Regions from separate parts of the Homo sapiens genome. Here region 1 is linked to region 2. The links are chromatin loops, found by intact Hi-C in ENCODE. Cell type or tissue: dorsolateral prefrontal cortex. All regions are shown on one strand.

The links. A loop is a pair of places that touch in the nucleus more often than their neighbours do. Peaks named below come from ENCODE experiments on the same cell type or tissue, not always from the same donor. Only the 100,000 strongest peaks of a DNase experiment are listed, where the experiment ranks them.
Region 1: it touches region 2 in a loop (2.8-fold over the local background); 12 of 110 quality-filtered maps call a loop at or near these places.

What each region holds. Positions count from the first base shown.
Region 1 is chr15:43,869,515-43,874,514 of GRCh38, reverse strand. It overlaps FRMD5 (FERM domain containing 5), which reads left to right. Exons shown (of 14, transcript NM_032892.5): 14 at 53-3,751. The coding sequence ends at 630. Among named protein-coding and RNA genes, the nearest start is that of WDR76, 45 kb to the right of the region's middle. In dorsolateral prefrontal cortex, CTCF peaks have their summits at 1,673 and 1,882 (motif pointing left); a DNase peak (open chromatin) is centred at 1,924; H3K27ac peaks cover 2,530 bases.
Region 2 is chr15:44,500,064-44,505,063 of GRCh38, reverse strand. The region is part of intron 8 of CTDSPL2 (CTD small phosphatase like 2); the gene reads right to left. Among named protein-coding and RNA genes, the nearest start is that of EIF3J-DT, 34 kb to the left of the region's middle. In dorsolateral prefrontal cortex, a CTCF peak has its summit at 3,086 (motif pointing right); no DNase peak of the experiment used is centred here.

The DNA of each region.
Region 1 (5,000 bases), 630 kb after region 2:
AGCAAAGGGTGCATTGGGACACAGCCTACTCATGTTCCTTTTGCCTTTCTAGGCCTAGAGTCCTTACGGGACAGTGCCCATTCCACACCAGTGCGTTCCACTTCCCATGGGGACACCTTCCTGCCTCACGTGAGAAGCAGCCGGACAGATAGCAATGAGCGAGTAGCTGTGATTGCAGACGAGGCCTACAGCCCTGCAGACAGCGTGCTGCCCACCCCTGTGGCTGAGCACAGCCTGGAGCTGATGTTGCTTTCCCGGCAGATCAATGGAGCCACCTGCAGCATTGAGGAGGAGAAGGAATCTGAAGCCAGCACCCCAACTGCTACAGAGGTGGAGGCCCTTGGGGGAGAGCTGAGGGCCCTGTGTCAGGGGCACAGCGGGCCCGAGGAGGAACAGGTGAATAAGTTTGTTCTAAGTGTCCTCCGTTTGCTCCTTGTGACCATGGGACTCCTCTTTGTTTTGCTCCTCCTCCTGATCATCCTTACCGAGTCTGACCTTGACATTGCCTTTTTCCGTGATATCCGCCAGACCCCCGAGTTTGAACAATTCCACTATCAATACTTTTGTCCCCTCAGGCGATGGTTTGCCTGCAAAATCCGCTCAGTGGTGAGCCTGCTCATTGACACCTGAGAAGGCATGACTCCTCCCAAAAACTAGCCAGGTGGACCAAGGAACCCGGCTACCCATTCCCAGCAATGGGACCCATCGCGGAACCATCGGCACATATACCAAGTCCTCCTCTCATGACTCAAAGTCCACTGCAGCCTAGGAGGGTGTTTCCCAGAAGAAGAAAGGGATAGGCTCATGCCCTGTCTAAACAAACTGGGAAAACTCATTTTCTTCAGAAGTTATTTCAAGAAAGGCTCAGCGACTCTGTTTCTCATCTTTCCAATTTGCAGGATAATTTTTGGTTTTGAATTTTGATTTTTCATAGATGTATATTATTTTGAAGTATCAAATAAAAATAATTTATTTTACTATTACTGATTATTGCAGTAGTATCACCTAGCAGAGGGGACACTAGTTGAAAACTAGAGAGCTGCTGTCCTCTGTATTCTGCAGGAGCTTTTCCTGCTGGTGCCACTGGGTTCCAGTAGACTCATCACTGCAGCCTCAGCAGGGCAGGCCAGGGATCTGGACAATGGGGACTGTTTAGTTTTTTGTTTGTTTTTTTTGCCAGCCAGAACTTTTAAAAAAGTAAACATCCATGTAGAATGATTAAATGGAAAGTTGCTTCTTATGATGGTCTGAGTTGGATTTTCTTTTCCTTTTGTTTTTTCAAATCTGAGCAGAGTGGGCATCTGAAGGGACCACCGCTACAGCAACAGCAGCATCAGGGGTGGGGTAAGTCTGTCCCCTTAGTCTAGAGCCTAGTGGGCATCACCATAGTTTTGTATAATGAAACTAGACTTAACGTGATTTTTTTTTTCCGAAGAACCTCAAGACTTTTATAGTGCTCCAGGGGCGTTAAACGAATTCAGTGGTACCAGAGATAGATAGTTCTGTCAGAAATGTTGGACAAAGTGTAGTTAAGAGAAAGCAGAGTTAAGTTACCTGAGAGACTGTTGAGATTTGGATAGCAGTGCTTATTTTATATACACCCCCTTGACCCAAAGACTATTTCAATTTATATTTTAACAACGAAATGTTATTTTCTTAACAATTCATATTTTGTTTTTACTTTATGGATTAAGAAAATAGAGCCTGATGAACTAAACGATGCAAGAAAGAAACTGATCCTGAGAATGAAAAGCTTCAGAAAATAGAATTCCAAGATCAACAGCCTTAGAAGGGACCAGGAAAAGAATCTTTTAAAATAGATTTCTAAGAGATGCCTACAAAACACAGAATGTGACCGTGGCAGAGACCAACACTTAGATGTAGAAATGCTGCCCCCTAGGGTCATCCTCTGCATAAGTTCTAGGAAAGCATCACCATCCTTGCAGAGGGAAGTCCTCGAAGCACGCAGCACAGGCATATGAAGGGCGAGTGTGGGATCCTAGGCCCAAGCTCTTCAACTCTAAAACCAATCACACACAAGATCCTGTTTTCATCTCAGGGAGAGATTTCTAAGTCATCTGGGGCTTGAGGGCTTATTTAAGGGTGGTCAATGGACATATTCCTGGACCCACACAAAAGTAGAGCAGCTGCTGATACCCTAATTGGACAGCCCCAAACGCAGAACAGAACAAGTCACTTGTAGACTTGACCTCCCCTATTTTGTCCCCCGAGATGGTAGAACCATGTCCATGTTTACAATATGACAACTGTGGAATAATTGGGGTTCTTAGGGAGAGATTTGCATAATTTTAAAGACATCCTTTCATCTGGACCAGAGGTCAATCAACTTATGTCAAGTGCTACACAGTAAATATTTTGGTTTAGCACGCCATACTGTGTCACAACTGCTCAATTCTGCCATCACAGCACAAAAACAGCCACAGATAATTTGTAAATGAAGGAACATGGCTGTGTTCCAATAAAACTTTATGAAAACAGTGAGCTGAATTTAGCCTACAGGCCATAATACGCCAATCCTGCTCTAGACAATAAAACTGATCCTTACCAGTATGTTAGCAGAAGAGGGTCAGTCAGCTCTGTTTCCATGCCTGACATGTATCAAAGATCTGGGACCTCTTCCCAGTGGAGGCACTAGGGTTGCTTGTTTAAAGGGTGCTTGAACAACTAACCAGCAAAGAGATGTCTGATGCCAAATGGGCAAGATCAAATACTGGAATGCTAAAACACAGCTGGAATCTAAGAAGGGAAGAGGGCTTCTCTGACCATTTTCATACCAGCAACAATTTAGGCAGAATTATAAACATCTATTTATCGAGTGACAATACAAACCGAAGGAGATCCTAGTAGAGATTAGGGGTCAGTTAAAATCAACTAGCCACTGCCACTTGTCATCTACATAGCAAAGGCTTTATTTAGCACAGGACTAACGTGAAAAGTAGACCCAGAGATGAAAAGGCTGTCAGGAGACAGGGGGCTGGTGTCCACCTGGTATCTACTGTCTTATGCAACATAGAAGATTACCTTTTAGTGTAGTGCTCCTACCTCAGTTTGTAGAATCTGGTGTTTCTATGCAGTGAGTGATAGCCTCAACTCTGACCTTTCATATTCACATTAGAGACAGATGCAGTATTCCATATCCTAGTATGTTCCTTGTGTCTAGAGTTCTAACAGTACAGTAGTCTATGCCATTTCTAACAGCTAAATTTTGCTCTGTAAACAGAAACTTTAGGGTTGTTTTTTTCCAGGGCTCATCCCAGAAAATATGGATAGAAAAGTTTCCTTCAGTTTGCTTTTCAAATAGTGCTTGAATAATAAACCTCCTTTGATTGGTGACTAGTCTTTTTTGGTATATCTCCACCTTTAAAAATTGTTCAAGTTTTTAACCTGGTTATACTGTGTTCTAACATGTCTCTCATTTTCTCTCAAAATTAGTTTATCTCATTGTAGAAAAAGCAATGGTTTTCATAGCTTCATCTATCAGGAAATAAAACTCTTACTAAAGAATAGCATACTGCATCTTTAAGCAGTAGAGGGTAAACTACCTGCAAATGTGAATTTCTTAGATACATTTAAAAATATATAGTTGTTAACCTTCTGTGTGCCAAAAACTCTTAAGTTACATTTTCCTTCAAAGCAATGTACTTTTTTCTACATATGCAGTATGTAGTTAGCATAAAATCATTGGTGCCATGAAGATTATTTTTAAACTTAAATAAATATTTAAATATCATGGAAGAGTGGGCTCTTTCTTTAATAATAGCCTGTCTTACTTTTCCTCCCTTAAAGTTACTAACACATAGATAAAAGGATACTGGTGGGATTTACACAGCTGACTACTATTCACTTGGATCATATAACATAATTATTTTGCTTGTATCCACCTATTATCCTTGTCCTTACCCCCAGATAAATACTGTTAGAAACTGAGAAGCGGCCAGGCACAGTGGCTCACGCCTGTAATCCCAGCCCTTTGGGAGGCCAAGTCGGGAGGATCACGAGGTCAGGAGTTCAAGACCAGCCCGACCAACGTGGTGAAACCCCCGTCTCTACTAAAAATACAAAAATTAGCCAGGTGTGGTGGCGGGCGCCTATAATTCCAGCTACTCAGGAGGCTAAGGTAGGAGAATCGCTTGAACCTGGGAGGCGGAGGTTGCAGTGAGCTGAGATCACACCACTACACTCCAGCCTGGGTGACAGAGCAAGACTCCACATCAAAAAAAAAAAAAAAAAAAAAAACTGAGAAGCTATATATGTAATAATTTTAAAGTGAATTGGGTATTTTTCTGATGAGGAAAACCAAGAAGACTAAGTGATTTTCCCAAGATTACATAGTGGTAGAGTCCAAACTAGAACCCAGATTGTCCACCTTCTGGTCTGCTGTTCTTACTCAAGCCTGGAGTAAGTGGGAGCACAGAAAATACTTTCTAAGAAGGAACTACAATGATACCACCACCACATATTTACAAAATATATCCCTATAGCATTATCTCATCTGATTATGTAACCATCACTCTGTGGCTACGGAATTGGAAATGGTCTTCTAAATTCCATGAGGATAAGAGGTGATAATGGGGGCTTGGTCCACTGTGCTAGCTTCTTACCTAATCTTTGTCTTTTCAATTCTGCCTGCCCTCCACTCTCCCATTTCTGTTGCCAGATCATCCTCCTAAACACCAATCAGGCTATGTTACCTCCAAATTTCAGAGGTACCCACTACCTAAAAAATGCTATCTAGCACCCTATCCCCAGCGGAATTTTTTGTTTTTATGACATAAGATTTTGCTTGAAGTGATCCAAAGAGTAAAAAGCACAAGAAACACTGGACCTGGGTGGCTTCCCGTGGCCCTGCCGATTCACAGCAGCCTCCCTTCTGCTGACAGCTTATCAAGAACTACCTGTGCACACACCCCTGTAGGACTCTAGTCCCTACTCCCTCTGCTTTGGGTTCCTCTAGCACAATCTAGCTCCTCTGCACCTGA
Region 2 (5,000 bases):
TGAGAAATAGAGAACTATTGGTTTCATTTGTATCTTTTCCTTTTTTTAGCCAATTAATAATGAATAATTATGATGAAAAAATTAGTACCAATAACTAAACATACTAATAAGGATGGGAAAGTGACTTTAAAATTATTCTAAAGTAGTATTTTTAATATTCATCTACAATTAATTATTGAATTATTGTTCCCTACAAGCTAAAATATTAGTTTTATCCTCTATACTATGCAACTATGACCCTGAAATGGTTGTCTGATTTCTCAGCCTCCTGGCTCAAGCAATCCTCCTGCCTCAGCCTATCGAGTAGCTGGGACTATAGGTGCTCCCCACCATGCCCGGCTAATTTTTTTTTTTTGGAAGGGACAGGATCTCACACTATCTTGCCCAGGCCGGTCTCAAACTCCCAGGCTCAAGCATTCCTCTCACCTCAGCCTCCCAGTGCAGGGATTACAAGCAAGCCACTGCCCCGGCCTCAAAAGTTTTTTTTAGGCTACTTTTGTAGATGAATCTCAAGAACAATGTGCATGTTGGTTAGTATCAATTTAAGCCAGAACTTGAGAAAAAAATTAGGTATTTACTACAAAATTATAAATTTAAATGATTGGTTTCTTTCCTTCATGAAGCAAAAATAAAGCTGACTTTTCTAGAAAAGACTGTAAAGAGGAGACAGAAGCAACTGACCCTCTACTTCTCTTGTTCTTTCTTTTCTTTTTTGAGATGGAGACTCGCTTTGTCGCCCAGGCTGGAGTGCAGTGGCGCAATCTTGGCTCACTGCAACCTCCGCCTCCTGGGTTCAAGTGATTTTCCTGCCTCAGCCTCCTGAGTAGCTGGGATTACAGGCACCTGCCACCACGCCCGGCTAATTTTTTTTATTTTTTTGTGGAGATAGGGTTTTGCCATGTTGGCCAGGGTGGTCCTGAACTCCTGGCCTCAGGTGATCTGCCCATCTCCGCCTCCCAAAGTGCTGGGATTACAGGCGTGAGCCACTGCACCTGGTTCTACTTCTCTTGTTCTGTGATATGAAAATTATCCTAAGCTGTAAGATTCCCAAGAAAACTGAAAGAATGGGGACGCGGGTAAGCTTTGCTAACCGTGGCCTTCCCCATCCACCTCTTCCCCCAACTTTTCCCATAAAAGCAACCTCTACTAATAAAACAAAGCATCTTTTACAAGTAGCTCCCTACAGGGATCCTATCTGTCCTTGAGTGCTTACCACAATCTGATTTCTGGACAGCTGACCCAAAGTTTGTTGATTTTACTGATCTTCAGAAAGCCACTGACTGGCTAAAGTCTTATTGGTGAACAGAGTCAAAAATCAGATGCCCCTGCCAAGCTTTACAGAATGAGGAGTTGGACAACACAGTTACGTTTGGCTGCACTGTGGTGAAACATATGAGGTATCTTCTTTTTGTCTTCAATCAGCCACATTTGGGCTGAGTAGTTCTATTACATCTTCAAAAAACTGAGCTCCAGTTCTTGATGGAGACAGAGGAAGGTCATTGAGGAGGTGGTTCAGCTCAAGAGCTAAGTGAAAAATGTCTTTTGATTCACTCCTGCTTGTGGATAGAAGTCATCTTCGGGATGGAAGAGGGAGTGAGATGACCTAGAGTCTTGAATTGGTGGATCTGCAGGAACAGAAACTAAATACAGTGGAGACCTCTTAACTGAGTAACACCACGAGATGGATTTCCTGACAAAGTGCCAATATAGGCTAAATATAAAGATTAAACATGTGCAATAAAAGTGATCATGCACTTGTTTTTCCAGATATCAAATGCATTTGTACCATTTTATGAATACATGTTTTCTTAATAACTGATTATAAAACAATGTAAAAAAAAAACCAATTTAAGAAAAATAGACCCATTCAAACAAAAAGCCTGTAATTTTGCCTATATGAGTGCCATTTCCTCACGTTTAACAAGTCGGTTCTTTCAAATGACTTTTTATCCATATACAAACTATACTCTGTCTAGTCCACATAGTGTCAGTAGTAACATACATCAAATTTTAATTTGAGATAGATCTTTCAGGTTTTTTTTTAATCCCCTAGAGAAATGAAATTCAAATTACACCTCAAGGTACTAATTTACAATAATCTACCTGCTTACAAATTCTAAGACTTGCATTAACCAAGTTTATTCCTACATATCAACCAAAAGAAGAGTACGTATCATTAAGTCAGGCAATCTTTAAATGTGAGTAGTGGCCACCTCAAAGTTCCCTCAAACTTTGATTTTAAAAAAACTTTAAAGGCCCACAACCAGATTACTGTGGATCTAATTTAAATTTTCTACATACATTTACAAGAATTTTGATGAACATTTGATTACTTACTTCTACTTACAATTTGAATATGTAAATTTACTGTATATACTCTCATAATTATTAGACCAGGAATCAGCAAACTATGGTGGCCAAATGCAGCCTGCCACTGATTTTTGTATATAACGTTGTACTGGGACACAGTCATGCTTTTTCATTTATGTATTGTCCATGGCTACTTTCATGCTGCAATAGCACAAAAAGCAGTCATGACAGGGACCACAAAACCTAAAATATTTACAACTGGCCCTTTATAGAAAAAGGTTGCCAACCCCTGATATAGACAATTATTAAAACATATATAATACAATTAAATTATTTTGAAATGAAACAGAAATAACATGTAGAGTTAAAATTAGTTATAGGTCAACCATAACAAATATACCACAGAAAGAAAAAAAACGTAAAATAAGTCCCAAGAGGACACTCCATCTGGCTTTCAGATGAAAAATTTGATCTTTACATATAAAATATATATACATATATATGTAAATGCTATAAAACTAACATTCAAGAATAATACAGATACACGCTATGGAACTGTTCATTTAAAAATGGTTAATTTTGTCATGTAAATTTCACCTCAATAAATTTTTTAAAAAATAAGAGTATATGCAGTACTTTACAGATTTCTACCTTTAAGTGGGCCACATCATAGTACAGTGGTTAAAGATTTAAGTTACATCTTACCTAATAATGTGGTTTCTCCAATATCTCTTAGATCATCTCAGACCCTTGTGTATATTTCTTCTTTGCCAGTAGATGGAGACAACACCACTGAAAGTTTAAAAGACATCATTCCCTGTTTAAAGGGAGCTTGCTGGTCTGAAAACTGGGGGAACCCTAACCCAAAGATTTCTTCATTTATTTTTTAAAAGACAGAATGGCTATGCCAAAATAAGAAATCCAAGGGAATGTACCCAATATTAACTACGGATATCCTCAAAAATTTACTAAAAAGTAACTAAACTCTGTCTGTGATATGGTAACTAAATCGTATTAAAGTGCAATCATCTCTATAGCTTATAAGGTTCAAACTACCTGCTCTGTGCTCTCATTTAGGCTAGATCATTTATTTTTCAGTTTCAGAAAGTGTAACTCAGAATACATAAGAAAAAGAGTTGTCTGAATTCCACAGAGGTAGATGCAGTACATACATACAGTATTTTAATTAGTCATATATGCTGCTAGAAGCTTTTTATTCAAAATAAGACAACTATCCAGATCCACATGAAATAATAAGAACTTTAAAAAGAGAGTTAAAGCAGAAATGGTAGAAGCAGTAAGAAAAAAATTCAATTTTATGATCATACTGAAGAGAAACGCTCATGAAAGGGAAGAATCAAATTTACCTACTTAAGTTTCTTATTCACTACTAAGAATTACATAAACAGAACAAAAACCATCTGTAAGAAATAAATTTCAATTTCAAACCTAGAAGCTTAAGAAGTCATCTCAAAATCATTGTTTATCTATATTTTTCAATTAATAGCTTTCCTTTCCAAATTCAAAGCCTTAAAGCCATTTTTTTCAAATGCAATCACGAAAAACACCCAAAAGCAAAAAACAAAGAAAAACCCCAACAAGGTTATCGAGCTTAAAAGAGAAAACTAAGATATCACTATACTATTTACATCTGCCACAAGGACTCCTGTCCTTAAAGTCCACTAAACAAGAACAACAAATTTGATAAAAAAGGTCTTAAGAAAAATACTTGCCTTAAACCAAATAATCATCAGTTTTGAAAGGGAACAGAAAAATCTTTAAATCTTTTAATTTTATGTACATTTTGCTTACCCCCGATTATACATCAGGACTAAAATCAGCTTACATAAAAAGTGAATTCAGTATTCAAATATTTATTGCCATAGCTACAATACCTACCCTAGGTTAAAACTAGAACTGACAACTAAAATAAATCCTCTTACAACTCATTACTAGACAAAGTAGGTTAAAGTAGCCATGAACCACAAACTTCTATTTAACTCTTAAATTTCACGGTTTCTGTGAGACATCAACTATTATCTGCCAAGAAAACTATAACCACATTCTAACTGCCTTTAAGAGCACATAAACAACCAAACACATTTTCATCATCCACATGGCAAGCACTCTGTGACTTTACTAAGTTAATCTTTAGGCTGGCTCCCTCTTGACAGACAACAAACTTTTCGATTCCCAATCTTTCAACTATTATATAATGCAAATAATGCTAGTTAAATAACAACCTCCAAAACAGAAACGTACTTTGCAATTTTCAAAGTGTATTCACTTATATTATTAACTCAATCTTATAATAATGGAAAAACCTTAAAGTAAAAACTATGGCCAGCACACATAATCCACAGTGAAATGTTAATGATATTTGTATTTTGCACTGTTACCTGTCCATCAGCACAGATGAGAGAGAAATGCTCAAACTAAAATGCCCTAAGTAAAACAATAACTAGAAGAGTGTCCTGGAATTCTAAGATTAATTATAAAAGAGATGTACTAAAGTGTAATTTTCACAGACCACATTACTACTATAGGAAATAAAATGATCAACAAGGAATGAGTTTTCTTTGTATTAATTGGATTTTTGGAAAACAAAAACAAAAACACCAGGAGTTAACCTGGCAAGTTCCTCTTGAGGATCTATGATGTCAGTGCTCCTGCCTCCACCTGCTGGCAAA